Regions from separate parts of the Mus musculus genome. Here regions 1, 2, 4, 5, 6 and 7 are each linked to region 3. Evidence: chromatin loops called from intact Hi-C (ENCODE). Cell type or tissue: heart. All regions are shown on one strand. Region 1 has its middle 11 kb from the start of Mir6244. Region 2 overlaps Zc3h12c (zinc finger CCCH type containing 12C). Region 3 has its middle 3.8 kb from the start of Gm25562. Region 4 has its middle 19 kb from the start of Zc3h12c. Region 5 overlaps Zc3h12c (zinc finger CCCH type containing 12C). Region 6 has its middle 17 kb from the start of Mir6244. Region 7 has its middle 14 kb from the start of Fdx1.

Evidence for each region. Peaks named below come from ENCODE experiments on the same cell type or tissue, not always from the same donor. Only the 100,000 strongest peaks of a DNase experiment are listed, where the experiment ranks them.
Region 1: it touches region 3 in a loop (4-fold over the local background); 10 of 42 quality-filtered maps call a loop at or near these places.
Region 2: a loop joins it to region 3, with 4 times the contacts of the local background. A loop is called at or near these places in 9 of 42 quality-filtered maps.
Region 4: a loop joins it to region 3, with 5 times the contacts of the local background. A loop is called at or near these places in 26 of 42 quality-filtered maps.
Region 5: it touches region 3 in a loop (6-fold over the local background); 25 of 42 quality-filtered maps call a loop at or near these places.
Region 6: a loop joins it to region 3, with 12 times the contacts of the local background. A loop is called at or near these places in 10 of 42 quality-filtered maps.
Region 7: it touches region 3 in a loop (8-fold over the local background); 31 of 42 quality-filtered maps call a loop at or near these places.

The regions. Positions count from the first base shown.
Region 1 is chr9:52,102,767-52,106,766 of GRCm38, forward strand. No RefSeq gene overlaps it. Among named protein-coding and RNA genes, the nearest start is that of Mir6244, 11 kb to the right of the region's middle. In heart, no CTCF peak of the experiment used is centred here; no DNase peak of the experiment used is centred here; H3K27ac peaks cover 473 bases.
Region 2 is chr9:52,110,908-52,114,907 of GRCm38, forward strand. Zc3h12c (zinc finger CCCH type containing 12C) reads right to left here. Exons shown (of 6, transcript NM_001368810.1): 6 at 1-4,000. Among named protein-coding and RNA genes, the nearest start is that of Mir6244, 2.7 kb to the right of the region's middle. In heart, no CTCF peak of the experiment used is centred here; no DNase peak of the experiment used is centred here.
Region 3 is chr9:52,285,408-52,289,407 of GRCm38, forward strand. No RefSeq gene overlaps it. Among named protein-coding and RNA genes, the nearest start is that of Gm25562, 3.8 kb to the right of the region's middle. In heart, a CTCF peak has its summit at 2,155 (motif pointing left); no DNase peak of the experiment used is centred here; H3K4me3 peaks cover 486 bases; H3K27ac peaks cover 647 bases.
Region 4 is chr9:52,166,587-52,170,586 of GRCm38, forward strand. It overlaps a transcript of Zc3h12c not described here. Among named protein-coding and RNA genes, the nearest start is that of Zc3h12c, 19 kb to the left of the region's middle. In heart, CTCF peaks have their summits at 2,299 and 3,874; DNase peaks (open chromatin) are centred at 1,565 and 2,295; H3K4me3 peaks cover 2,317 bases; H3K27ac peaks cover 1,750 bases.
Region 5 is chr9:52,128,933-52,132,932 of GRCm38, forward strand. All of the region lies in intron 2 of Zc3h12c (zinc finger CCCH type containing 12C), which reads right to left. Among named protein-coding and RNA genes, the nearest start is that of Mir6244, 15 kb to the left of the region's middle. In heart, a CTCF peak has its summit at 1,610 (motif pointing right); no DNase peak of the experiment used is centred here.
Region 6 is chr9:52,096,899-52,100,898 of GRCm38, forward strand. No RefSeq gene overlaps it. Among named protein-coding and RNA genes, the nearest start is that of Mir6244, 17 kb to the right of the region's middle. In heart, no CTCF peak of the experiment used is centred here; a DNase peak (open chromatin) is centred at 1,933.
Region 7 is chr9:51,975,551-51,979,550 of GRCm38, forward strand. No RefSeq gene overlaps it. Among named protein-coding and RNA genes, the nearest start is that of Fdx1, 14 kb to the left of the region's middle. In heart, no CTCF peak of the experiment used is centred here; a DNase peak (open chromatin) is centred at 2,051.

The DNA of each region.
Region 1 (4,000 bases), 180 kb before region 3:
ACCCGTCCTGGTACTATTTAAGTTGAAGTTTCTTCTTTCTCCCTGACTGTCCTGTCCTCTTTCTGTGCAGGTCCCAGGTGGCTGACCCACGGTGGGCTTTAGACTAAGATGGACTGAGACAGCCCTGAGTCTTGAACACACACACACTCTGCTATCTTCATCAACCAGGGCGCTTGCTGATGCTTCTTCCCTCGCCTGTTTGTTATGGGTTTCGCTCTTCCTGCTCCTGCCTTCCTGTACTTCTTCACTGCCTTTCCTAGAGTCAGACCTCAGGAGATGGACCGGGACTTGGGATGTCTGCAGCCCTGTAGTCCTGAGTCAACATCTGCTAAGCTTGGCTTTGAGATACCACTTTCTCGAACATGCTGGCAGGCATAAGCCTCTGGAAAGCCCCTGGGCTGCCCCTCCCCCAACACCTTTTTCTGCATGATTAATTAGCTCATAAGATGGACTATATGGGAAGAATTTTCAAGACTTTACAACTTTCTTTTTTTAAAAAAATGTATGCGACTTAGAGAACAAACTTGGTGGCGTGAACCCCCTTCCATGTGTATTCCTGTGGAATCTGCAGAAATCGATGTGACATACGGCTCCCATCTGGGCTGTTTGTATAATTGTATATACATATAGCAATAAATATATTCTAATGTCATCTGGAGCCTGGGTTTGCAGTTCTCTCTGCACCCCGTGGCAGGCAGTGGCTATAACCCTCGCTAACAGGTCCTCTCGACCACTAGGACCTCCTTGCTTTGTCTCAGTTTCTTGTCTTCTCCAGTTGCACTAAGTGTTATTAAGATGACGCAGGTCAGGGTTTGGAGAAGGGTGAGGAGGGCTCAGGGCAGAGCTGGGATGTGAGGCGGCATTAGTAATTCATGCAGTGGCACCCGGCCTGGCTGAGGGAGGTTTGAATGTACGAGGACTGAAGCATTGGGTGACAGTTTGCAATGTGACTCAGCAGTCTGACATTAGGGTGACTGTTCAGGTAGCTGAGTCACATTGCAAACTGTCACCTTAGGAAAGTGTTGTGCCTGCAAAGAATGTGTCAGGTACTTGCCAGGCACAGAGGTAAACTTTAAAGAGTTTTCATAAAAATACATACAAGCTCTGTCACAATAGATGTTTTTTTCATTGATCAGAGAGGTTTTCAGGGTATGAGAGCTATACAGAGGGCACATGATCAGACAGCCCTTTATCAACAGCACTGTTTATCTACTATCGAGGAGTGTTTATTCACACTGTCCTCTCTTGCACTTAAAGACCTTTGATATCAGCATTTTTTATAACTTAAAAGATAATCATGTGCTTTGCTGTAGTGGTGATAGCTTATCGAATTTCTCAGTAGGCCTCTCCTTGGCCACACACAGAAATTGGCAAACAACTAGATTGGAACATACTGTGGTGAGGGAGGGTTTGGGAGTACTGGGAAGGCCACTTTTTGTGTATATAAATAAATAAATAAATAAATAAGGACCAGAAGCCCGTCGGACTCATTAGGCTGTGAGCTACTGACCACGGCCATGCTGTATCAACGCCACTCTTAATTCCATTTCTTAGCAGACCCTCCAGAGACTCCAGTCTTCTGCTCAAGAGAGAGCCTGCCAGCCACAACCAATGCTGCTTTTCTGGACAGATCCTTCCTGGCTGGGGCTAGTGACTGACACAGGCAGAAGCCACTGGAAACGATATGCTGCGGTAGGGGATGGGTAGTGCTTTGGGAGACTGCCTGGAAGCAGAGGCTGAGGAGGCTTAACGATTTCCTCAGCAGGTGAGAAGCCTGGAGCTGCAGTGTGTGATCTGCTGTAAATTAGTGGGGATCGGGGCTTGAACCTTGAAGCAGTTGCTCCAGCCAGGGACCTTACTCTTCTGCTGTAGACTAGGGTGTTTGAAATGAAGGAATGAACCATATACCTCCATTTCTACACCTAATTTCTGTTTGTAATATGTCTTGGAAAAGGGAAAGAAGTCACCGGCTTTTACTATTAAACAGAAGGTGACTGGACAGCACAGATAGGCCACCGAGGCAGGAGGATTAAGAGTGTTGTGTTCAGTGCTCACCAAGCCCAGCACCCTACACAGAGGCATAACACAGCAGGCCCTCTGCCCACGCTGCTTTTATGACTCTTCTCATATCACTGGACAGATGGACTGGAAGTTGATGGCTCAGAACCCCAAAGCCCACAGTGTTGCCATGGGAGAGAGAGAAGACAACATCTTCCAGGTGCCAACATCCTCACATGCTCCCTGAAGGAACACATGGCTAGGGAGGTTTCCCTCCTCCCCAGAGAACCCGTACATAAGATGAGCACTCTGGCCCTGGCTCAAGATGCATTCTGCATTCCTTCCCGGGAAGATGCAGGCGTTGACTGCAGAGTTTGTGGACAACACTGTTTCTCATGTTTTCTTTTGGGGGAGCTGGCTGTCTGCAGAAAGTCTAGTTTCCCCCACTTGGAGGGGGGGGGTCTGCCTTTTTGGAATTCAGTGGTAGACAGGAGGTTGAGCTACCCCAGCTAGATCTGCATTCTCCAGCAAGGAGCTTCTGCCAGGTGCACTGTAATTCTCACCCCCACCTATGCAATCTCCTGCTTCGTTGCTCTTGTCCTGTGTCTCTCATTTAATGTACATCTGACTCACCTGGAAGGTTTGCTAAGAAACTTGCTGGAATCCTTTCTCGGACTTTGTGGTAGAGCAGACAGACCACAGCCCTGCCTCAAGCATCTCCATTGCTATCACATTCCTGGGTGAGACCAAGGCTCCTTCCCTAGGAACCACACTCGAGACCTAGAAGCACTTGTTTGGAGGGACGAGTTGTATTTATTGTTCTCCTCAGACATTGCAAGAACCAAATGTTCTCCAGGCTGAGTCAGCAGGGTGGCATTTGCTAAACAGGGGCCAGTGAACATTCCTTGGCCAGCATGAGTAATTCTTACAAATCAATATCCTCTTCTGGCCTTGGCTTTGGCCTTGGGGACAAACAAGTGGTTCTGCATTACACTCACTTCAGACTGGGCAGAACACAAGATGAATGGATGCCGGCTGCACGTCTACCCGTAAATGGTGATTTAAGGACAGAATCCCATTTTCTCTCAATAAAGCCATAGACAGAGAGAGCCCAGTGCACAGATAAACAAGCGCATAGCCAGGCTTTTTAGCGAGGGTAGGAGTGAGTTGTATGATCCAGCTTTTCACTGAATTATAAGTCAAACATCCACAGATCAGGGGACAGCATGACACTTCCTCACCATGGGAATGCATCTGACGGATCAGCTGGAGAGGGGACACTGACAGAGGCACTTCCCAGACCCTGAGCTGTCCCTGAAATGGGTCTCATCCCCATAGAGTTCACCTACTTGAGTTCATACAACGAGTTAATCTGCATATACTCTTCATTGCCTGACTTCACTCCACCAACACAAGAATTCCTTCAAATGCCTTTCGCCCCTTTGGCTTTTGTGACAACCGTATCAAGTGTTTCTCCAGCCTTTACCAACCACCAAGGCTGCTAGATGCCAAGCCAGTGAAGCCTTCTAATGTCCCAGCCCAGCATGGCTTCCTAGCCAAGCCTCTGTAGGAATCCTCCATTTTCTCGTCTTCCTGCAGTCTGGTCCACCCCAGTGGAGATGTCTTCCTTACCACCCTTCCCATTTGTATTACACAAAGGCTCCATATGTTGCCTTCAATAGTCTACCTATAGCCTCAGATATCCTCCTTCTTGGGTGCGCTGAGGGTCATGAGTTTCCATTGAGACTGAACATGGAGACTATCTGGTGAGGTCCTGTGCTGGTTAGTTTTGTCAACTTGACACAAGATAATCACCTGAGAGGGAGAAGCCTCAACTGAGAAAATCCCCCCTCATAAGATCTGGCTGTAGTTAAGTCTTTAGGGCATTTTCTTAATTAGTGATTGATGTGGGAGGACCTACCCCATTGTGAGTGCTGTCACTCTAGGGCTCTAAGCTCTGGGTTCTATTAAGTAGGCTGAGAAAGCCATGTGGAGCAAGCCA
Region 2 (4,000 bases), 170 kb before region 3:
CAAAAACCTAACAGAAAAACGTAACTGACAAATGCAATCTTGAAAAACATGTGGCTGAGTTAAAAAAAAAAAAAGGCTGGTTTTTGGCCCACGAGGCCACTGAGAAACAAAAGATAAAGGAGTCCTACTTAAAAATAAGAACTTAAGCAAAATTCCCAGTCCTGATACCTTTCTTTTATAGATTTCTTGGTGGCTAGATAAGTGACATCTCAAATGATGGATGTGCTGAACGTAACAAATGCTTCCCTGTGACTGTTGCACAGCCATCTTCTGAAGGACACCAGTGACTCGTCATACTGCCTCTAGATGGCTGCTGAGATACAGCTATTGTTGATTATATTAACATGCACAAGAATTTACAGCTTAAGATGTCTGGCTTTTTTTCCCTCAAGGACAGGGCTGGGGAATGGCCCACAGGTAAAAACTGGCCTGTTGCTTGTTTCTGTAAATAAAATTTTATTTAAAAGGTCACATTTTCATCTCTATGCTACCTGTGGCTGTCACACTGTAAAGGCAAAGGTGTACAGTAAAGAGACTATCTGATTCTCAGAGAAGCCTGAATTATTGACTACCAGATCCTATAGAGAGAGCATCTAGAACACACGTGTCTTCCTTGTCACAGGTCCCAGGCCTCCTCGAACTCTGGTGTGTGGATGACTCGATCTTCTAGGCTTATTCTGTTCATTGGTGTGGATCCTGAAATTTTCACATCACAGCGGGGTTCACTTTTAATATATTTGGAACATAGTCATTATCTCCAGTCATAATCTGCTTGATGTCAGGCCTTCTCTAAGAATTAGAGATTAATACAATGGAAGAGCCATCTGGCAACAGACAGACAAGAAAACTGTACCTCTTATTTTATCTTGAATAAGGAATAAGGGTATTAAAAGGAGCAAAACCCAAATACATTTTAGAGTAAATCCCAGCAAGTCAGGGAAAGAGGTTTCAGCATTCAAACACAGGCAGACAGACACATCAACACGTGTGTGCACATGTACACACATGTGAGTGCTTGCTCACATACACACAGTCATACTTACATTCATTACAAACTAAAAAATACAACATAAAGTATATTGTTTTATAAATATATTACTGTCTATATACATATAGATACATCCATAAAAGACATGTTAAATAATCATTTGTATAATCAATACTACTTTTGTGTATTTAAAAATTACACATTCTATTAAAATTATCAAAATAATCTTTAAAAATACCAAGAATAAAACCAAGTGTTTCTTTCCATGTAAGAGGTTCTGAATCTTATCATTGGTCAAATAGACCCTAGACTTGGTCATTCACAACTCAAAGACACCGTTCAATCAGGAAAATGTTATCCATTGAAAGACAACCCCCTATTTTTTAATACTTCATAACAAACGTGTATATATAAAACACCCTCTTTAGGTAATTACATATTTTCATAAATGTATTTTCATGAAATCAAAAATTCAAGTTGTCACCAGTGTCAAATATTTTACTGGCGACCATTACTTTCACTGTTTAGGTCAGTGACAAACTCCCATTAGGATAACAAGAAATGTCTATATTACATGCAAGAAAAGAGGAAATTCTGAGGGCCATTTTGGCCAGTTAGGTACTATTCCCTCTGGACTAAGACACAGGGACAACAAACTGCTATTACTGCATAAAGTACAGTTGACTGTCTATTATTCAGGGGCAGAATATTCCAGTCTGAGTCCTTTTTAATCAGCTGACCAATTCTGACTTTTACTATTCATTAGCACACCATTTCAGGTTATTTATTTATTTTAGCTAGTCTCTTAAATAGAAATTAGAGATTGGGAAGAAATATTCTAGCTAAAATTAAGGTTTATGATCAGCTACAAATTTGATAATGGACTCCTTTTACTTATTACCTGAGGTTTTTGTTTTGTTTTGTTTTTTGAGAAACTGATGTAGCTAAAATTTGCCAATCACCTTATTCTTAACGTCTGAAAGCAGCATTGGTGCTTTATCAAAGGGGACAGACAGACTGTCCTCTTGTCATAAGAAAACCTTTTCTTAGCACACAGCCAATGGCACTGAGAAATGTAGGAGTGGGTGGGTCAGAGCTACCCACTCCATGACACACACTGGCAGAGATGAAAAAGAGGGCAACTTCAGCTAAAAATGTAAGAAGGCCAAATTTTAAGTCATATCCTTTTTACCTAAGGTCTCGCTTAAACCATTTTAGTCAAGTGTGCCCATTTCCAAACAATCACAGTGCTAATATGAAGCAAAAGTGACATGTTCATTAACTGACTTCCTAGCCTGGCCTCACAATGTGGCTGGGCAGCCTGGGTATGAGGAACCCCACATTTGCAACCCTGTTCTTGGCATTCACTTAGCCTCCACATTTCAACTTGTCCTTTAGATTATGACTGAGAGAATCAAGGACAGTTTCACAGGTCGGCTGTGTCACTCTCAGACACAGCACTCGGGAGGGCTGGGGTGGCACCACCTGCAGCACTCCGGGAACAGATGTGTGCCACGCTCACTCAAACACAACAGCAGTAACTGTAGAACATCACTTTCCTGAATTAAGTTTGCTGAACATGGTTCAGATTATTGGATATGCTAATATGCACAATGCCGTTTAGAAGCATTTACTGTGTACCCAAATCCTACTCCATGCAACACACAGTGTCACACAAGTAGTGAAAATGTTATCCTAGTCGAAGATGCTTGGACATTATTTTCAGGCAGCATTTTACCTTTATTTTAAGTTAAGTTCACACTAGGTAAGTTTTAGGAAAAAGAAAATGCCAATAAATTTATTTAATATATTTTAATATATAAAACTAAGACAGACACCTTTATTTACCTTAATTGTTACTTTTATTTTCTATCCTATTCTAGACTTCAATTTTCCTTTAAAAATTTTTTTTATTTAAATAAGGGATAAAATGTTGCCCAAAAGTCTAATTATAGTTACACATTTGTGTTTTTAACTAGATCTACAAATCAAAATAGTTCTTATTGTTAAAAAGATACAATTTGTATCAACAGTAAAAGGTACTTTCTGGTTTCCAGGGCTTTGCCTCTCTCAGACTGCAGGAGCATCTAGACCAAGCCTCCAGGCTGACTACAGGAGCAGAGCTAGACTTGTCGCTGCAACAAGTAACGTCAGAGGCAGCCTCTGTCCATCACAGCACTGTCTGCACTGTCTGCCATAGATCCATCTCTGATGCTCAGAAAGGTCGCTACAGCAAGCAAAAGCCATGACGTTGCAACCAGAAATATCCCTTACTAATACTAGAACAGACTTTAGTCTGTATCTAAAACTACACTATTTGTGGCAAGAGTCTGGCCTTAATATTATAGCAGGCTCCCCAAAAAAACTACCTTCAGGAAAATGGAAAATATACAATATCTTACAAAAACTTTAAGTTACCATTTACAAGTCCTCCATTGCCATTTCTCTAGTGCAGTATCAGTAAATGTTGCATATCCTCAACACATCAGACCACCTCAGGCCAGCCTCAGTAAATAGCAGGAAGCTAGAGTGTATTCAATATAAAAGTTGCATTGAGAATACTTGGATTCATTAAAAACAGGCAAGTACTGAGAAAGGGCTATTCATCCAGTACTGTGCCTCCCACAAAAAGACAGATTAAAAATACATGTTAATGGAAATCAAGGACTTCAATCCCACTTCTACTGTCAAAAAGCACATTTTAGCTAGAAAGCAAAGCCCTAACCTGTAATAGTCACAGCTTTTGCCTTATTCATAAAAAAGAAACATTTTTTTTCGATTGATTGCATCTGCTTTCTTTTAAACTGACCATTTAAAATAACTAATTTTCTTAACAGGAAACATCCAAACAAAAATAAAATAATAAAAAGTGCCATACCGGGAATCACTCTAATATGTACTATTTCCATTTTAACATAACTGGAAGCTTAAATTTTTTAAAAATATAAAGTCAGTGCTGTAGTATATCTTTGTTCCTATAAATAATGATTATAGCACAAAGAAGCCCACTTT
Region 3 (4,000 bases):
CCAAGCTGACAACCCTTCCCGACACGATGCAGTCAGAGGTGGTACAATTTTCATGTCCTAGAAGGGAGAACTCTTAACCCAGAACTCTTTGTTCAGCAAAACTATGCTTTAGGAATGAGGTGTGTGTGTGTGTGTGTGTGTGTGTGTGTGTGTGTGTGTGTGTGTATGTTTGGGGGGTTGGGATTGTGACGTTTTCAAGAGAAAGATGGTAACAGAATCCGTCAACAGCAGCTCTTGGCACAGACACACCTGTACCGTTCCAATACCCTGGTTGCGCTGGCGTACCCTGGTTTTGCCGGGTACGAGTATTAGAGAATCCGGTAGGCAGAATACAAGGGACCCCAGCATCATTTCTTACAGCTGGATTTGAATCTACAATACACACAAATAAAAAGCTTAAGTAGAAAACGTTTTTAAAAGGCAGCAACAACCCCCCGTTTAGCACCTGAGATCATACCAATTTTTGGCGTAGAGAAGACGTTTAATTTCCTGAATGAATAAGAATTCTAAATGTTGGCCTTTCTGATCGGATGTGAGGGTGTCTTGGGACTCTGAAGCCCAGGAACCTTACAGCTCCGAGGTGGAACAGTGTCCCAGTGGAAAGGCATCCTGAGACATGGGAGCCCAGGAACCAGCCAGCTCTGGGAGGAAGCTGCCTCAGCAGAGACGGTGCAGGCTCCCAGGGGAGGGCATCCCTAACTGAGCTCAGGAGCTCAGGAGCCTCAGCCCTGCTCCTTCCCTTCTTCCTTTCATTGCTTCTTGGCTTCTTCTGATAAGATAGTCACACCAGGCAGCCAATCTCATAAAAAGAGATTGATTGGAGAGTTCAGGGAGAGGAGGGACAAATCCAGGAGTGGCTGGTTATGCTCCTGGGAGGGAACAGATAGCGCAGGGAATTAGACAAAGCACAGCCCTTATTTAGGGGTTCTGGTGGGGGTGGGATCTTTGTGACAGTTATTGACAGGGAGGTCTGGGGGAGGGGCTTGGCTGCTGGATTTCCTCAGCCTTCTCCCCCATTTCCTGCCTTGAAGCTTTACAAAGTTTGCAAAGTTTATAAAGTTTACAAAGGGAGTTCACAGCAGGGAAAGCCTTCCTTGCCTCTTAAGTGACCCGAATAACCAACACTGAACATGGAAATATTTATTTGATATTTATTAAGGATTTTTTTTTGCCGGGTACGAGTATTAGAGAATCCGGTAGGCAGAATACAAGGGACCTCAGCATCATTTCTTACAGCTGGATTTGAATCTACAATACACACAAATATATATATATATATTTTAAATAAATATATCTCTGTATATCCCTGGCTGTCCTGGAACTCACTTTGTAGACCAGGCTGACCTCGAACTCAGAAATCCACCTGCCTCTGCCTCCCAAGTGCTGGGCTTAAAGGCGTGCACCACCACTGCCCCGCAAGGATTTGTTACCTTAAAACTTGCAGCGGAGTGTAGTACTCCTCCTGTCCCTCCTGTCTCATGACCTGTAGATAGCTCGCTTTCTCCCCTTTCCTCTGATTTGGTTTTGTACTTTTATTTGTTCAGGGAGCTTTAGATAACTAAAGAAATCACGTTTTCTTGAAATACCTAAGTGCTCACAGAAACAGAAATTTTTCATTTTATTTTCCAAAAATTTTTCTTATTTTTTTCTTTTCTTTATTTATTGTGGGTGCCAATATGACACGTTTTGTCCAGCTTGACACATTATTGAGATACAAATCTTAGCCAGTACAAAATTTAAGGTACTGGGCTTCCGTGTTTCTGTAAACTAACATCCAATGAATATTTTGGAAATGCATCCCCTCACCCCTTCCCCTTGGAGGAAAGAAGAGGGCCGTACTTCTGACCTGTTTGCAGGAACTACGAGGGAGGATTCAGGTCCCCACTGCTAGAGGTAATCTCTGCAGCCTGGTAGGCGCGACTGTTGTAAATGTATCTCGGAGAGACACATTTCCGCGCACAGAACTCTTTCCAACTTCACAGCTTCAAAGCCAGTAGAGTACACAAAGCAGGCTACGAAGGCAAGATTATTGGGCTGACGATCGATCAATGCTTCTAAGAGAAAAGGTGCAAAACCACACTTTTGTAGTCATAAATACAAGTGTGGGAGCCTGAAGCCATTTCATTACAAATCTGTGGAGCAGTGCCATCTAGTGGTCAGAGTTTGCCTTGCCGAATGAAGAAAAGTTAGAATGAAGAAAGTTAGAAAGAAACAGGGTTTCAGTAAAGTTTTCAGGTAAACTTGGTAACAACATTCATAAGTGTTCATAAGGTGTCTTCAGAACCGAAGGAACAGGTCCACTTCCACGGCTCTTCGAAGGGACCTGGGTAAAGAGCCATTCAGATACCTTGTGGTGGAACGTCTGTTTCTTTACTTTGGCTGTCCCCATCTCCTTTTCCATTCTCTTGATCTTCTGTACTGTAAAGCTCCCTGGTTCTTCTGAGCTCAATGCATCATAGACTCATTAAGAACAGTCTCGAGCTGAGCTTCCATCAAGATGTGCCATCTCCTAGCAACCTGCGTCTTTTCTGCGGGATGAGATATTTCCCACTAGAACTGCATCAGACTCTCTGGATCTCCTAATGTGGAGTTGAAGCCGTTACATTTCCAGCTCTGAGGAGAAGTGAAAGTTGTTTAGGGAAGTTTGCTCAACAGAGTCAGGCTACTCATTTCTGGATTGTTCTGGGTCAGGAAGAGCCAGTAACATTCTGTCCACCAGCCCTCAGCGTCCCATTTCACAACGGCTCCCTCACACCAAACATTTGTCCTTATCTTTAGGTTGTTCTTTTGCTATTTCTCCTTTGCTGGAAAAGTTATGCAGATTACCATCTCTTCAGGGAACTACAGCTCTGACTTTCTGCAATTCTCTCTGTCAGGTAAAGATGTTCCTTAGAGACTGTGGAGCAGTGTGTGGAGAAGGTGAGATAAAAAGGAGTTTCCCTAGCCTGTAGGTAGGGGCGGAGGTAAACCGCAGTTTACAATTCAAATTGCTTTAAGGTGACTTAAAAACAGTCTTTTCCAAAAATATTTTTAGAATTCTATACTATAAAGAATGCATGAAACACCTATGGTTTTGAAAAGAAACGGTATGAAAAGAAAAGAGAAGGAACCACTGTAACAAACCAAGTCTAACCAAAACAACAACAACAACAACAACAACAACAACAACAAAACAAAAACCAAAAAACAAACAAGCCCAGATTGTGGGATGACCTTAGCTGATGTGCTGAGTTCAGTAGAGTTGCCCAGGGGTTACCTGCACAGTGAAGCTTGATTTGAGACACTAAACTTAGAGAAGCTGATTTGGGCCCCTAGTCTTGGAGTTAGTCTCTGAAGAGATGAACCTCAGCTGTGCTGTGTGGATGAGGCGCTGCACATGGTAGCAGCTCTGTGGTGATCTCTAACTACATTACAACTGAGCGACAGAGAGACAAGCATGCCGTAGTCCCCTTGAGAACACACCCTCAATTACCTAAAGCCTCCAGCCAGACCTCTCTTAAAACGTCTACTATTTCCCCATAGTTCCACTCTGAGGATCGAACCTTTAAGACATACGTGTTTGGGGGGGGGGGCATCTAATGTTCACTCTAAAGCAAGACCTGTGCTAAGCCCTTTTACATCGTAACACATCCGATCCTCTTAGCAATCTTGATATCTTCTCCTCTTTCCTACCCTCACTTTACAGATGAAGACGTAGAGGCACAGGGATTATCCAGAGTGTTAATGTTGCCTAACTGGAAGGCAGTCCCACTCAAATCTCAGATTGAAATGAAAGGACTGAAGTTGCGCTCTGGCTGTGTGCTTACGACAAGTCACCCCTGTCATTGCCTAACCCAAGAAATGGGGTGACTACTCTGTGTCCTGTGCTGGGCTATTCATTTACATATGTGCTGAGTGTTAACCACGTGACAGATAGAGACACAACTGTGAGGGTGGATATCTTCTTTCCTTCATAGATCTTGTGTCATACTGAGAAAGGAAGAAAAGATAATGCAAAGAA
Region 4 (4,000 bases), 120 kb before region 3:
GCACCAAAATAGTTCCATTAGACTTTCATGGTTAAATAGAAGTTAAAAAAAATATTGATCTCTTTGTTGTTAATCACCTGATTATGGGATCCAAGTCAGTGCTCAGAACCCTGGCTGCAGTAGGTCCCCAATTCAAGCCCACATAGCAAAGAGAAAAGAAAATGCTCATTTGTTTATAATGTTTCCTCTTTTGTTTTGGAGACAAGGGTGCAACCATTATAGCCCTGACTAACCTAGAACTTGCAATAGACACCAAGCTGGCCTGGAATTCAAGAGATCTGCCTGCTTCTGCCTCCCAAATGTTGGGATAAAGGCATGTTTACTCTTCTTAATGGTCATATACTAGAAGAATTGCAACTTACTATGAAAGTAAAAGCAACTCTTCAAGAAAAATATTCAAATATTTCAAGTCATAAATTCAGATTCAATCAAACAGGTTATTTTTGACATCTTTATGGTGCCATCAAGTGAATAGATTTACATTGCTGATGTGCAAGAACAGAAGGAAATGTCTGAAAAATGCATGGGCTTGGGCTTGGGCTTGGGCCATCTATTCAGAAGTCAGAGACTACCAAGATTTAAGAAACTGTAAGTAAAATCAATTGCTTATACATGTGAGAGACTACATAAACTTAGGTTATGCCCTTGTACCCATGACTTTGTTTGATACATCCTCTTCTCCAGCCCTGGCTGGCCTCACACTTAGGATCCCGTTGCACTAGCCCAGGGCTGGGATCACAGGCATGTGTCCCACTGCTTCTAGCTGTAGTCTTTTTAAATGGGTCTTGGAAAGTCAAAAAAAAAAAAAAAAAAGTGAGGTACGTCTGTCTCCTGGTTTCTGTTTATATTTGAAGTAGAGACGAAAATCTCAATAAGGCAATGAGTGAAGAACTGTACAACTTTCTCAGATTTCTAAATATACAACGCTTAGGCCCAATTATCTCTTCATCTATTCTAAGGCGGTTAAAAAAAAAAATCTGAATCAATAAGCGTCTGATGGAGCTGGAGATACTCCAAGACAGTCCTGCAACCAATAGGAGAACTTTCCCTAAATGTGGATTACGGCTTCATCTCTTTATCACAAAACTGAGAACACAAACCCCCAGTGTTAACGGATACCCAAAGCAGCAGGAGACCCGGAGTAATCAGTGCTTGGAAGCAACCGCTGTTTGTAAGGATTTTCAGGGACAATAAAGGATGATAAAACAGTGTAGGGAGGAAAAGCGGGATTCATTTCTCCAAGTTAAGTAACACCTTGTAGCTCACAGGGAGTTAAAAATGAGCCCAGCTGAAATGGGCGCGGGCTTTGGGCAGGAGGGTGAGGACGGGGATCAGGCGAAGGGTGAAAGGTTGGTTTCCCTAGGACTCGCCAGAGGACGGGCGGAGAGATGGCTAATGAAAGCGAATGGCTGGGGCTGGATAGAGATGCCGGGTGATGCCTCACCCCACGAGCGCGCGAGGGTCCGAGCGGCAGGATCACAGCCGTGGGTCCGTTTCCCTCGGCGGCGCCCGGGCCCGCCTCCATGTTCGCTGGCCCTGGCCCTCGGGCGGGCTGGAGCTACTGGACCGGCGTTCTAGGCCTCCGGGCCCGGCCTCCCCTCGTCGAATTCCCCACGGGGGCTGGCGCCGCCCGCGGGCAGGATGCGCTCGGCTTTCCCGCTCAGTGTTCGGGGCGGCGGGCGCTGCGCCACTCGACCTCGGGGGTCGGAGCCGCCTGGGCCTGGAGTTCCCTGAGCGTGGCCGCTCTGGCTCCGGCTCCGGCGGATCCTGAGCTCCGCTCTCGGGCGCGGCCTCCCCTGCCCCGCGGGCCTCCCGCGCCTCTCGCTCGGGAGCACACCGCACTGAGGGCGGCGAGGAAAGACTAGCGCGGCCATCCCGACCCTCCTCACACCCCGCGGGCCTCCGTGCCACCCACCTGCAATGTCTTCTCCGCAGCCATCACGGCATGCTCTGGAAGCCGGGCCGGCCCCGGGCCCCCTCCGCCAGGCGGCCGCCTCTCGCCTTAGCGCCGGGCCGCCGCGGCCGCCGCTAGGGCTCGGGCCGAGCGGGACGCTCCCCCATGCCGCCGCCTCGCCCGCACGCCCGGCGGACTGCACGCCAGGGCCGCGGCTCTCAGGCGCCCCGGGGCTCCGCCGCCCGCCGCCGCGCTCCTCGCTCTCTGCCTTGCTCGCCCGCTTACCCGCCCGCCCGCCCCAAGCCGCTGCAGCCACTGCGTACCGCGTTCCTCCCCTCCGCTCTCTTGACTTCCTTCGCTGCCACTGGAGCGGAGCTTGGCAAACCAGCACCTGCTGCTGGAGAACGCCGAGAACTGAAACAGGAAACCCTAAGCCAGGGGGGGAAACCCGGGAGGCTTGGGGAGGGGTGAGGGGAGCTGCTGGGACCTGTCGGGCTCTACCCGAGCCTCCTCCCTGCCCGTGCATTCCCCTCCCGGCCCAACCCTAGGTAGGGTCCCTAGTCCTCTCCCCAGCAAGAACTCTGGTCCCACCCTTGACCCTGACGGCGCCTCTTGTGCTGGCCACAACATCTCCACCTTGCACCAGCCCAGATCATGCCCGGGGCAGCCAAAGAAATCCAAGTGTTGCTTTCTAGGGGCATGTTACTTGTTTGTTGACTTATCATTAATACCTTGAAATGGGGGGTGGGGGCAAACAAAACACCACACCCTGCGTAATAAAGACCACTAAAGGAATTTAAACAAATGAAGCTGTAGGGGATTCACCCTTTGGGAAGGGCTTCCTTCAGCTAGGAAACCGGCTTTGCTGGAAATGGCAATCAACGTCGGAATTGAGGTTAAACCCGAGATGAACACAGATCACTTTAGGTTGGGTGCAGGCAGCCCTGTGCACAGAGGTGAACACCTGTGAATAGCCCTGAGCGCTGAGCGTTCCCGTTTCAGAGAAGTGAACAACACCTAGAGCAATCTAGGTCAACTTCTCAGAAACGCTCCCACCTCTTACTCACCTGCTTATGGAAATGTTAAATCAAAGCCTTACTTCTTGCCCTTGCAGGCTGCATCTAATTCTGAAACAGGAGGAACACTATGCCATCCATCATCAGTAGTTTACTTATCTCATGAAATCGTCACCATAGCCAGGTGAGCAAACTATTAGGATCCAGTTTATCGTCAGACTAGCGAAGTTCTCAAAGTTTATACAACTTAGGTTAGAGGAAAGATCCCTATGTGTTTGTCTCAGGGCTGGCCTAAGACGCCTTTGGCTACACGTTTCACCTTTATTAGAATTGTTTCTTGCTTTTCTGAATTGTTTTCAATAGGACGTAGATCATTTAAGCCTGGATCCCTGGCTACTCAATGTTCTAGTATTCATGATGCTTATTGAAGCTCAAACTGTATAGTTTAAGGTTTCTTTCGTTTTACAAAACCGAAACCCGCCTTCATAGCTCCGTGGAGCAGCACATCTATCCCCGTTACATCTGTTTTGCACTTTAAGTATTGAGGAGGTCCCAGCTGAACGCATCCTTCACATGATGCCCATGGACACTCTGAGCCTAAGAAAGCAGAGTGTCTTACTTAGCCTATTCTCTACTTTTGGCAGACTAATTTGGGGGCCTGTTCAATAAAGATTGCAGACAGGAGGTTGGCGTCTGTGGGCCACAGTTTTAGTATCACTTTGGAGACCCCAGGAAGACTAGCAATCTGCTCTCTGCAGCAGGTCAGATTTTTTTTGGCAAGAAGGATAGAATAGAATACTCTGGGAAAGCTGCCCCTGTACACTCCGCCAAACCTACAGATCTCTGGAGCAGGACTAAGAGAGTGGCAGGGACTTAGAAAGAATTTGGCTGGCAGACAACAGTAAGTAGCAGCCTTCTGACATGACTTTAGTGACACCAGGAGGTTTCTCCATTCTTAATGCAGTGCCGGGACAGCCTTCTTATTCTGCAGTTGACTCAGCCAAATCCCAATGAATGTGGATTAAGCATAGCTGAAGATCAGGGGCACTGTGTTATGTACTTTGGAGATAAGATGAATATCAGCTGTAAA
Region 5 (4,000 bases), 160 kb before region 3:
ATTTGACTCCTGATCCTGTAATATTAGAGGGGGACATCTTTTCACGAGCACATGGAAGCTAGATGAACAGTCACTTTCCAGAAGAGGTAACCCAAATGACCAATATACATGAAATGCTCAATAGTAAAAATGTAAATTAAAGTCAAAATGAGACACCACTTCACACCCATCAGATGGGTAAAAATAAAATCTGCAAACACCAGATGTTGCCAAGAATGTGTGAAAATAGGAACCCATACATTACAGGTGGGAATGTAAATTGATGTAACTATTTGGGAGAAGAATTTGGCAATATTATGAAGTTGAAATCGTACTTTCTTTAAAACATACTAACTCTACATCCTGGTACACTAAACCCCTATAGTAACCTAAAGCTGAATATAATGCAGTTAGTCATTGGCTTCTCTCCTCTGACCAGTCTTCTATTTCAAGTAGACATAAGCTAATGCTCCTCCTACCTTTGCAAGGGGTGTAAAAAATAAAAGGCAAGTGGGAGTGTGCAGGTTAAGTCCCTGAGTGTCCAGGATGTTCTGATCCAACCTCCATCTGATCGGGTCAAAAATGAATGTCATCAGTGGAGTGCTGAGATGCAAACAGGACACCTTTACCCCCCTCCATCGTAAGAATTAGGGACCACTGTGGAATATGGGGAAAAAAGATCTAAATAGCTAGAAGGCTAGCAAAACACTGTCTTCTGAACATGCCAGGATTCCTGGGCTCATAGCAGCAGCTCAGCATTTGTCTGCACAGGAGCAAGCCAGTCATCATTCAACAAGGAGGAGTAAAGGGCGCCTGATTCCCACCCTGAGCCCCTACTGATAGCGGATGGCTTCTTGTGGGGAGGAAGAGCCTGTTTTCTTTGAAAGTGTGGCTCTGGTAGGTCAACCGTGCTCCAGTGGATGGTTCCACACTCCTCAGTATCAGAAGCACAAACTGGACTCACTGGGTTCTCAGAAACAAAAGAGAACAAGAAACTGGAAGGGGAAAGAAGATGGGGCTAGGCCTCAGAAGAGGGAGCAGAGGAAGCCCTGAGTGAGGGAATATATGCTGCTGGCATGGGCACAGATGTCAAGGACGCCATAGCTCAGGCTCATGGGAAATGGAGGAAAAGCCTTGCTTGGTGGTGGTGGTGTATCTGAGTGCTGATGCTAACAGTGTGTACAGAAAATGTCTACAATAGCTCCCATATTTACAACCCGAAGACTGATCCCCTACAGAGACTGTCTCCTTGATCCATTGTATACCATAAACTCTGCCTCCTTGTTTATCTAACCCCAGCTTCTTATTCAATTGTATACAATAACCCTGCCTCGCTCTTCAACTCTACAACAAACATGTGCTCTGGGGTAATATACTTTCTCTATCAGAGAGCTCAGGCCACCCAAATCTAGCTTTTATTGTGTCTGTTTTTCTTCAGTCTCTTGTGGCCCCTGGTCAAGTCCATCCCTGGAGTAGTGCTTGATATGGCAAAAATATAATGTATGAAACTATCAAAGAATTAAGAAAAATGCAATGTTAAAGATGAATGGTCACTAAACAGTCCTCAATGCCTTTAGATAGAAGCCTCCATTAGCATCCAAGTCTCAGAACCACCTAGTAACAGATGGCCACCAGGCGGCTCCAAATTGCAGATGGAACTCGGATCGTGAGGAAAAGTGTTGGGAAAAGAACGAAAAGTTTCTATACTGAGAGATGTAGCAAGATATGACAACTCATGTAGAATAGAAAGATCAGCTGAGGGGTTGCTGATGGAGAATGAAATAAGAGTAATTCTGAGAAAACATTACAAAAAACAGGATCTAAAAGTGTACTGTAGCCACAGATACAAACCAACTGCTTGCTGATTACTAAAGCACTACATTTCTAATTCTTCATGCAAAGAAATTTACTATAGCTTTGTAAGCATTAATGAACTCCATGTGTGCATTCAGAGTGTGTTCCCATTCAATTAAAAAAATCTGACACTATATTTATAATTTAAATTTTCTTTATGTATCAATTTCTTTTTATTTTAATACTTCAGTAATAAGTATAGTTGACATTTCTTATGATGCAACCCTTATATCCGGGGAATATTTTGGAAGATTTGTAGTCATCTTGGATTAAGTAGGACCAGGAATAGTTACTAAGAGCACCTCCTCCCCAACTATTTTGTTTTAGTGGGATTGAATTTCCAGGGAAAATTCCAATCCCCCACTGCAAATACTGAGTTTCTATGGAGCAAAATGGGTAAGCTTAAGATCCCATTGGACTCACCACTTAGAGGTTAGTATGAAAAACCCAGATGTCATTCTTATAAACAGAAGGCCCAGTTTATTGTTATGTTTGGAGCTGTATACTTAAGAGAATTCTACTTTGCAGTGGCCAGAGCTCATTTGAAGTAAACAAAGTAATGTATTTACAGAGATTCTTAGATAAACTCCATCCAAAATAAAAATAATTGTATCTCTGTAAATTATGAAATTTCTCAGAGAATAGAAAGGATGATCTAGAGACCGAGTGAAGCAAACAGGAGGTCATTCAGGTTCCTGACCTGCTTGGCTGTTGGCTCTCTTGATTCTACCCCCTTTTCTCTCTGTTTGCCTCCTTATAAGCCCTAAAAAGGTACGGTGGCTAGACAGACATTTGCATTGGCTTTAGAGTGTGTGGATAACTAGCCCTTCAAAAGGAGAGACCTGCAGCCTTATCAGATTACTCTTTCTTTTTTTTAATTGGGTATTTATTTCATTTACATTTCCAATGCAGATTACTCTTATATGAATTCACTTTCTCAAATTGCCCTAAGGTGAACATTCAGAACACATCTAGGAAAGAAGACACGAGGAGGAAGGACTGTGGAGTTTGACGCTGTAAATCATGAGACCGTTCTAGAGATGAAGATGCTGGTTGGCAGGTGGTTTCTCTGGTAACCTGAACAAGAGGACCCAGAAGGAATCAAAACACCAAATAAGTCTACTACCCTGGAGCTCCAGTGACTCAAATGTCCTTTTTCTTTTTGAGACAGAGCATCTCTACTATGTAGCCCTGGCTGTACTGGAACTTACAATGTAGACCAGGATGACCTGGAACTCACAGAGAGGAGCTTGTCTTTGCCTCCTGAGTACTGGGATTAAAGGCGTGCCATCATATAAGGCTCTCAAATATCTTCATGATGATCCAAGACTATCAGGAATATCAGGTACATTAAGAGTTCACACACCTTATGTCCCAGCTGACATTATTCACCTTAAAAGTTAAGTTTCCAGTACTCTGGAAAAACTTGTAAAAACGTACCAAAGTGCTTTGTGGCATATTTTAAGCTTCTAGCTCTATGCATGAAGACGCTGCATGCAGCGACTTTGCCTGACCAGCGGGACAGGAAAGGCAGAGGTGAAGAATAACCCTCTTCATAAGGCTGTGTCATGGTCCCGGGAAGCTATCACCCCAACAGCTCTATCCGCCCCTGTGCTGGCAGCAGCCCTGGAAACTCTTCTGTAGGAGGTGGCCTGGGAGACCCTGCAGTGCTGTTCTATCCTTCCTGGAGCTTTACTAGTGTCCACTGGGAGCTGCCTCAAATGAATGAGGATGGACTTAGGAACGGGTCGAAACAGCCACTTCCTCTTTTCTACTTCTCCTGGACTTTCTGGACACTTCCTGGAAATTCAAACATCAGAGGAGAGGGAAAACATGGAGCACGATAAAGAAGGCAAAGGAACCCAAGCTGCAACCTTGTTTGGTTGGTTAAGTCTGCATAGGGGACGCCGGGAAATGGATGTAGCTCAGTTGGTAGAATACTTGCTTAGTATATATGAAGCCCGGGTTTGATAATCAGCACCCTTAAAAGAACGCCCTAGAAGAAACACGCATCTATTTACACACACAACCAGGGAACAAACCTTTTTCTAGGGCCACTAAAAAGAAGAGACTTTTAATAAAAAGTCAATAGGCCAAGATAGCATGAAGCCAGGACACTGATAAAAGGAAGCCAGGAAAACACAGGGTGTAGCTCAACCCTAAAGCC
Region 6 (4,000 bases), 190 kb before region 3:
CTGCCCTTTGAAGACCTTTGGCATCGACCTAACCAACCTGCCTTCTGAGGGTCGGTCACTGCCAGACATCGGCCTTTACTGAGTAATCCTATTCTTCTCCCGAATCTCCCTGCCCTGATCCGATTGTAGCAGACTCCAGTCCGCTGGTGAGACTTACCCCTGAGCTTTCTGTTTGGCTTATTAAAGTTTTTATTTCCAGCACCATTTAAGTTGGTCTCTCTTCAGTAATTCTCTTCTTGTTTCCTATTTTCATATCCTGGATTAACTTCCAGGTCCCCTCCCCTCTTTCTCCTTCCCTCCCCACCTCCCCCTTCCTTCCTCCCTCCTTCCCTCTTGATGTATGTTCATGTCTTGAGTAACTTGAACACAGCAATAGTCATTCTTTTGAATTCTTTGTATGGTAGTTCTTCCGGGTCATTTTTGTTAGGTGTCATTATTATGGGATCAGAGACTTGGTTGGGAGGCACATCGTCCTGTATTTTCTTATCTTTGCTTCTACACTGCACACCTGGGCCAGTCTGCTGGCAGTTTTCCTCTGCTGTTTCTTTCAGGGGAGGTGATTTCCAATGTCCTGGAGAGGACTAAGTCAGAGTAGGGTTGAAAGCTCCCCTCCCCTCTGGCTGGTGCAGGGTGTCCTGGAGTGACCTGGGCAGCCTTTAAGGAGGGAGGGAGGGGCCTCTTCTCATGCAGGAGCCCTGCATGCTGGGCTCCAGGAGAAAATCCCTGGAAGCTGCAGGTGGGCTTGGGGGAGGAGGCCATGGCTGGCAGCTGCTGTGTGTGGTGTGTCGCTGGCAGTGTGGATGGAGATGGACCCAGGCAGGGGTGCCAGGTCCTTTGCTTGCCACAGGAGGCTTCTGGTTGTCATTGCTGTTTCCTCTTCAGATCTCACTATGATGCTCTAGTAATCAATATGGCGTCATTGGTCAGTACCATCCTGCTTTAACAGGTCTGCATCCCTGACATACGTAGCTTACTTCTCAAGTTTCTTCTCTTCATCCCGATGAGAAATCCCCAGTGGATCCAGCTCCTTGTGTAGATCTTGGAATTATTTTTGTTTGAATGGTTAAAAAGGTTTTGAGGAGAAATGTTTGAATAGATTAGTCTGGGAAGAAATTACATTGGTCCAGTTTTAAAGGCTCCCAGAAACAATGACATCATCTCAATGTATTGGCGTCTTTCCTCATGTGGTTAGGTAAAGTTGCTTAAGTTGTTACAGTGACATATGTCTTTTTTGTTAGGTTTATTATTAATAGTCTTATCTCACAGTCTTTTAAGGGTTGTAACTGAAAGTATTCTGGCTACGGTGGAGGAATGAAACTAGTTTGTGTCCGCTGGCCTTGAGAGCAGTCCCTGCATTCCTGTTGTTTTTAAAAATAATTTGCAAATTCTTTGGGGCATCCTAAATTTTCTGCAATAATGACAGTTTTCAGTCTTTCTTCCCAACACTCATCATTTCCATTCTATGGCTGATTGGATGGCTTTTCCAATTCAGTGCTGACTGCTGTTGGTTTCTATTTCCCTTGAGATCAAGGTTTCTAGCATTATAACACGCTGTGTTCTAGGGTTGGGGACTTGACCCTTTACCAGATTAATGAAAATTCCTTTTATAGGCATATTCATGTTTTTGCTAAGAGGTTTGTCTACAAAAGAGGATTTCAAACCCATCTCATTGTAATTCGTGTGTCTATTGAGATCACTGTCCCAAGAATTTTTGGTTAATCTTCTAAACTAGATGAACATATATCTAATGTGAATGCAAATTTATGTGTTTGAAATAACTCGCTATAATATATGTCCTAGCTCTGGCCAGTGCTCCACAAGTCCCGAGCCACCTGCACTGTGACTCTCCTGCCAGTCTGGTCAGTATGTCCCTCCCTCTTCTCCCCTTCAGAGGAGCGGGTCTTCAATGGGAGTGCGATATAATAGCGCCACCTGCTGGTCAGCTTGGGGATTTCTGCCCTCTTGCTCCAGGCTTCCTTTATTAGCTCTGTCTTCTCCAAGTCTCACCCCTTTCTCTTCACTCCCCGCCCTCCTTTATCTAAACGTTAACATGCACATTAAATCACTCCTTAATCCCTTTGCTTTCCTTCTCCTTTTGCTCCTTCACCCATCTAAGCCTCCTTCAACACTGGTTAATGATGGAGACTGTAGGACTGCCAACCAAAGGAAAAAGTACAACCAACCACATATTTGAAGGGGCATTTGGTACCACTGAGAGTGCCAGCTCTGCTCAGCTAACAGCTGACATCCTCCAAGTGCTTGAAGTCCCTTTAAGATGTCCTCACGTTTCTATTGCTAATCATTTTCTAATTAATCCTGCTCAGTTTAACAAGCTCAAGTAATAAAGACAATTATTAAGCTGTTAGTAACTCTCATTATTTCTATCCTTTTATTACCAGATTTGACAAATTTGGAGTTTCTTCTGTATTTTACTGTAAGGGCTCCGTTTTCATTATGGGTTCAATGACTTGGCTGCAGAACCTCCATCCACTGTAGTTTATAGGGTGATAGCCCCAACAGGTGCCTTTTTGTACACAACCCACTTAGGAGACAGAGACTTCTCTTTCTAATTGCTTAGCTCATCAGTGCAGAAAATGCCACAGAGCACTAGCAGGGGAGCTGGCTGGGGAGTAGGTGTGGCCAGCACAGTAGTTTCTTGGTTGGGTTAACCCTCGCCTTGTTTTTGGTCTGTATCTGAGAATAAGGAATTCGCTTCGGCCAGCACTGGGCTCCGTAGCCAGTGCCAGTGCAGCTGTGAGGACATCTTGTTGCTTCTCTTCACACGCCAGCCTACTATGAAACAGTGATAGTACACTGAGAAGTCTTGCTCATTCAGAGACAGCAACTCGTGTTTCTAAGTAGGCACCACAAAAATCTTTTAGATCCATTAGACTGGTTGTTCCCTCAAGGCCATGAACAGTTCCTAGATCATGGGACATATTGTAAAATAATATAGAAAATCTGGGCTGGAGATGTAGCTCACTTGTTAAGAGTGTTTGGCTAGCTTGCAGGAAGCCCTGGGTTCCATCACCAGCATCACATGGAACCAGGTGGTGGCACACATCCATAGATCCAGCACCTATGAGGTGGATCTTGAAGAACAGAAGTTCAAGGTCACCCTTAACTACACAGTAAGGCAAGGATGCCCACTGTTGAAAGTTCTGATGTGTATGGCTTTAGAGCCATGATGGTTGTAAAACCAATCAGCCTGTGCATGGTTGCTGCGGTTCTTAGAGAACCCTCTAGCACCTGCCTCAGCTGTTCTTACTTCCACGGTCGACTAGGAGAGTTTCAAAGGTGAACTTTAAGAAGAGATAGAAAGGGTATCAGGTTAGCAGCTGAGTCCCGCCAAGCCCCACCCCCAAACCCCCTAGCTTTGAAACCTCTGAGCATGCTGCCCTCGCCCCACCTCGCTTACCCATGTGCCCCTCTGCACTCCAATTTCCTAACCTCTTGATGTCTCTTTCAAAAGGTGGGGACCCAAACTGTATGCACTGTTCCAGATGCGTTCTTGCCAAAGCAGCATAAAGCAGATGTAACGGGATGGCACCTCCCTCCTCATGAGGTAAGCAAAGCTGGCAGCTGCTGCTGGCATGATCCCATGCTCCCAGGAGACATGCACAGATCCTGGAGGGGGGGGACCCCTAGAACCGATGTCTGCTCACCTGCTGACCAGAGCCTTTAGTTGCGGTCAAGCTGAAGGAGCTGAGCCAGCCCGTGCTATAGCGTCCCGTCCTGCGTCATCTTGACCTTCTTGATAGTCCGCGTCCGCCAGGCTCTTCACCAGTCAAGGACACCATCCTCCGATAAATCACTCCGCTGTCAGCTCGAGTTTATGAAAGTGAGATTTTTATCCGTGACTATGGTCAAGTGATTATTGTAAGTGCTATTTTAGCTAGGATGGTCTCTTGTTGTATTTTGGAAGACTCTCTGGATTCGTGAGAAAGGGGTATTAAGAGTGCTCCCTCGCACGGGACACTTCCGATTTCCCAGGGTAAGA
Region 7 (4,000 bases), 310 kb before region 3:
GGCAAAAATGACTGGGATATGTGTGTGTGTGTGTGTGTGTGTGTGTGTGTGTGTGTGTGTATTGTATTGTATAGTGATTCCAATGTGTGTGTCTGTTTGTACATCTAAGTACATGTGGGAGAACAAAGGTCAATGTTGGGTACCTTCATCAATTGCTAAGTGCTTTTGAACCTCAGTTTTTGAAACAAGGTCTCCCATTGAACCTGGGACTTGCTGGTTGTCGTTGACTGGCTTGTCAGCAAGCCCCTGGGATTATGTGGCTCCTGAGTGCTGGGATTAATTACACTGCATCCAGATTTTGATGTGTGTGTTGGGAATCCAAATTCAGTTTTGTTTGCTTACTTTTGTTTTGGAGTTTTTCTGTCTTGGTTGGTACTTGATTGGGCTTTTTTTTTTTCCTTGTTAAAAGATTGTTTTTGTTAGAAATTGAGCTCAGGGTCTCCCACATGCACACGCCCTTCCGCTGAGCTAAACATCACCCCAGTGCTCTAGTTGTTCTTAGGCCAAATTAGTGGTCATGGTAGGAGTTCTATTGAGATTTTATTTATTGTATATATGTGAGTATACTGTTGCTGTCTCCATACACACCAGAAGAGGGCATTGGATCCTATTATAGATGATTGTGAGCCACCATGTGGTTGCTGGGAATTGAACTCAGGACCTCTGGAAGAGCAATCAGTGCTCTTAACCACTGAATCATTTCTTCTGCCTAGGAGTTCTATCCTTTACACCACATGTAGTCAATTGATCAGTACTGCAGGCTTTCCTTTGCTATCTTTAGGGATTTTTGCAAATGGCCCCTCACCAGTTAGTCTTTGCTTATCATAAACAGCATCTACTCTCTCTCACTCCCTGCCTCCCTTCCTTGCTTTATCATTACAGCACTCATCAGCCCTTCGCACGCATGCTTCTTTTGTTTCCATGGCAATGCTTCCTACCCTCAGAATTTAGCGATTCTAATACTGTACTCCCAATGTCTAAGTCAGCATTGTGTCATTGTACCTTTCAGTAAGTATTGCCTGGGACTTGAGAGTCTAAGTCAACTGAAACAGACAAAAACTCATTCAAGTGTCTGAGATTCATATATATCCCAGACCAGATTTCCTTACATAAGGTAGAGAAAAAGAGTGTAATTGTATAAATGATGTATCTACCTAGAGGATTTTTCAGAGAGACAAAGTTTGCATATTAAAAACAGCAATCAGGGCCTAAGAGACTGTAGCATTTTCCGAATAAAGCCTAAAAGCTGGGCTGATCTCTAGAAACCACACGAAAGTGGAAGGAAAGACCCAACTCTACAAAGTTGTCCTCTGGCTGCTACATGTGCCGTGACAGTTGTTTCCCTAAGTAATATTGATGATAATGCTAAGAAGAACAAGCAGTTGAGTATCAGTGACACGGGTGTAAGGTGCATCTTCTGAGAGCTCCTCCTAGCCCAGGTAATGAAGTCATGTATCCATGAGGCACAATAATAAGGTCTGGCAATTCTATCTATGAATGAGCAGACAGTTTGGAAGAAGAAACACTACATCTAAGTGCTACATACTACATTTGTATCGTATCACCTCCATCTCCATTAATATGTTGAAATCCTACCTGATCCCACAGATAGGAGGGTCGTCCTCTTTGGAAGATGATTACTACTGGGTCAAGTGGGCAGATGTCCGTGAATTGGATTAGTGTCCAGTGAAAAAGACCCTACAGAGATCCTCTAGTCAACCTTCCTTACCGTAAAATTGTTTTCATTGCTTCTTTATATTTATGAATCATAATATAAATATGTGCACTTTCCAATGGTCTTAAGCAATCCTTATGAAAGGGTCATTCACCCCCTAGGGGTAGAGAGCCACAGATTGAAACCTCTACAAGGTCTTCTACCATGTGACATACCATAAGAAAGTGTCATCTGTGAGACAGCTGGTCCTAACATCACATCACATCTGTTGCTCTCCTAACCCTCTTTGCCAGCCTCTGTAGCTTGGGAGGGAATCTCCCAAGCAGATCCAAGTAAGGACAGTGCTGGCCACTTCCGCCCGCTAGGTGGAGCCCGAGGAAACAGAAAACAGTCTCTGGTAGCTTGCAAAACTGGAGATTCCAAGACCAGCCCTGAAGGGCATGTGCCAGGTCCAGTGGCCTCCTCAGTTGGTTGGAGTCAGGGGAGGGGAAAGAGTCTGAAATGAACTAACAGAGTAAACAGCAGGCACAGCAACTCCAGGTACAAAGAATAACAAACCAGTTTAGTCTGGAGCTGAAGGGCGTGCTTTTGTTTTCACAAAACTTTGAACCTTAGAAATGAGGGGGTCAAAGGTGCATTTGGGACACTCTCTTGATTAGAAGTAAAAGATTAATAGTTATATTAAAATTAAACCTATTGCTGACAGGATAGCTCAGTAGCTCTTGCCACTAAGCTTAGATGTCCTGAGTTCGGTTCTCAGGACACACAGACAGACTCCCTGGGGTTGATCTCTGACTTCCATGCATGCACATCCATACTCTCACACAAACAAGTAAAATAGGTGTGAATTTTTAAAACATAAAGTTTTAGGCTGTAGCTTTAGAACAAGTACATGGAGGAGAGGAGAAAAAAGGTATTAAGGAGGATGTTTGTAATCCCCCCAACTAGCTGCAGCTGGCCAATGACACCTAGGAGTATAGTTCTGCATAATTTGATCATTGTGATAGTTAAAAAGTTAACAAAATGTGTTGAATTATATTTCACAGATATGCCTTTTGACCGCTTTAAAACGTGTCACATATCTCATCATCAGAAAATATCACACAGAGACTTGCCAACAAAAGGAAGGACCCAAGAGGCAGGACAATCTTGGGTTCAAAGGCTGCCTGGGCTACATGGGAAGTCCCGGTCTCAGAAAATAGTAAAAAGGAGAGGAGAGGAGAGGAGAGGGGAGAGGGAGAGGGAGAGGGAGAGGGAGAGGAGAGGAGAGGAGAGGGGAGAGGGAGAGGGAGAGGGAGAGGGAGAGGGCCAGGGAGAGGGAGAGGGAGAGGGAGAGGGAGAGGGAGAGGGAGAGGGAGAGGGAGAGGGAGAGGGGGAGGGGGAGGGGGAGGGGGAGGGAGAGGGAGAGGGAGAGGGGGAGGAGAGGGGGAAGGATGGATGATTATGATGCTTTTAGTGCATATGCAGCTGGGTGAGGAGACACTGAGGTTCCAACATAGCCCCCATCTCCTCTTTTCATCAGCCCAGAGTAAGCTGAATGAAGACGATAAAGACCTTGGGAACTTGATAATATTGGCTCAGCAGCCTAAGGACCTCCATAAGTTGAGGATTGATGTCTTAGTCTATCCAGTCTACTATAACACAATATCTTGGGCCGGGCAATTTACAAGTAATAGAGATTTGTCGCTTACAGTCCCAGGGCTTAGAGATGCCATGGTGAATGCACTAGTAGTCTGGATGTTTCATTGTTGTGGATGGGCCTGGTGCTGTTTGTATTTTGATGCTAATTCTGCTCTCCTGGGAGGGGCTTCAGACAAGGAGTGAGTCACACGTACTCAGATGACTTCTTGTGAACCAATCCCCTAATGAATAAAGGAACCAATCACTGGGTGAGTAGGCGGGACTTCCAGGTTGGACAGAGGAAGAGAGGTAGCAGGAGAGAGCTAGGTACTTTTGGACGGGGATAGTGTGAGGACAGGGATAGCATGAGGACAGGATGTAGCTACTAGTGTCTCCTAGTTTCAATGGCAGATCTGTCAGGATTCTCCACCAGAGGATTTAAATTTAATAAGGTTTACAAGAGTAGGATTCCTTTCTGAACTAAGTTTGTGTTGTGTTTTCCTTCACGCGGAGGTTCATCCAGGTTCAGGAGAGAAAGTTATGGCAGCAAAGTGTGGGTTTGCTGGAGGTACACCACAAAGGCCGTGGGGGGTTTGAAGCACAAGGTTGGCATGGTAGCAAACTGCCAGTGGGAACCTAGCAAACTGGGTGGAGAGATTTTGGAGTTCTGAGTCAGAGTCTCCATGAGAGAAAACAGGTCGGCCA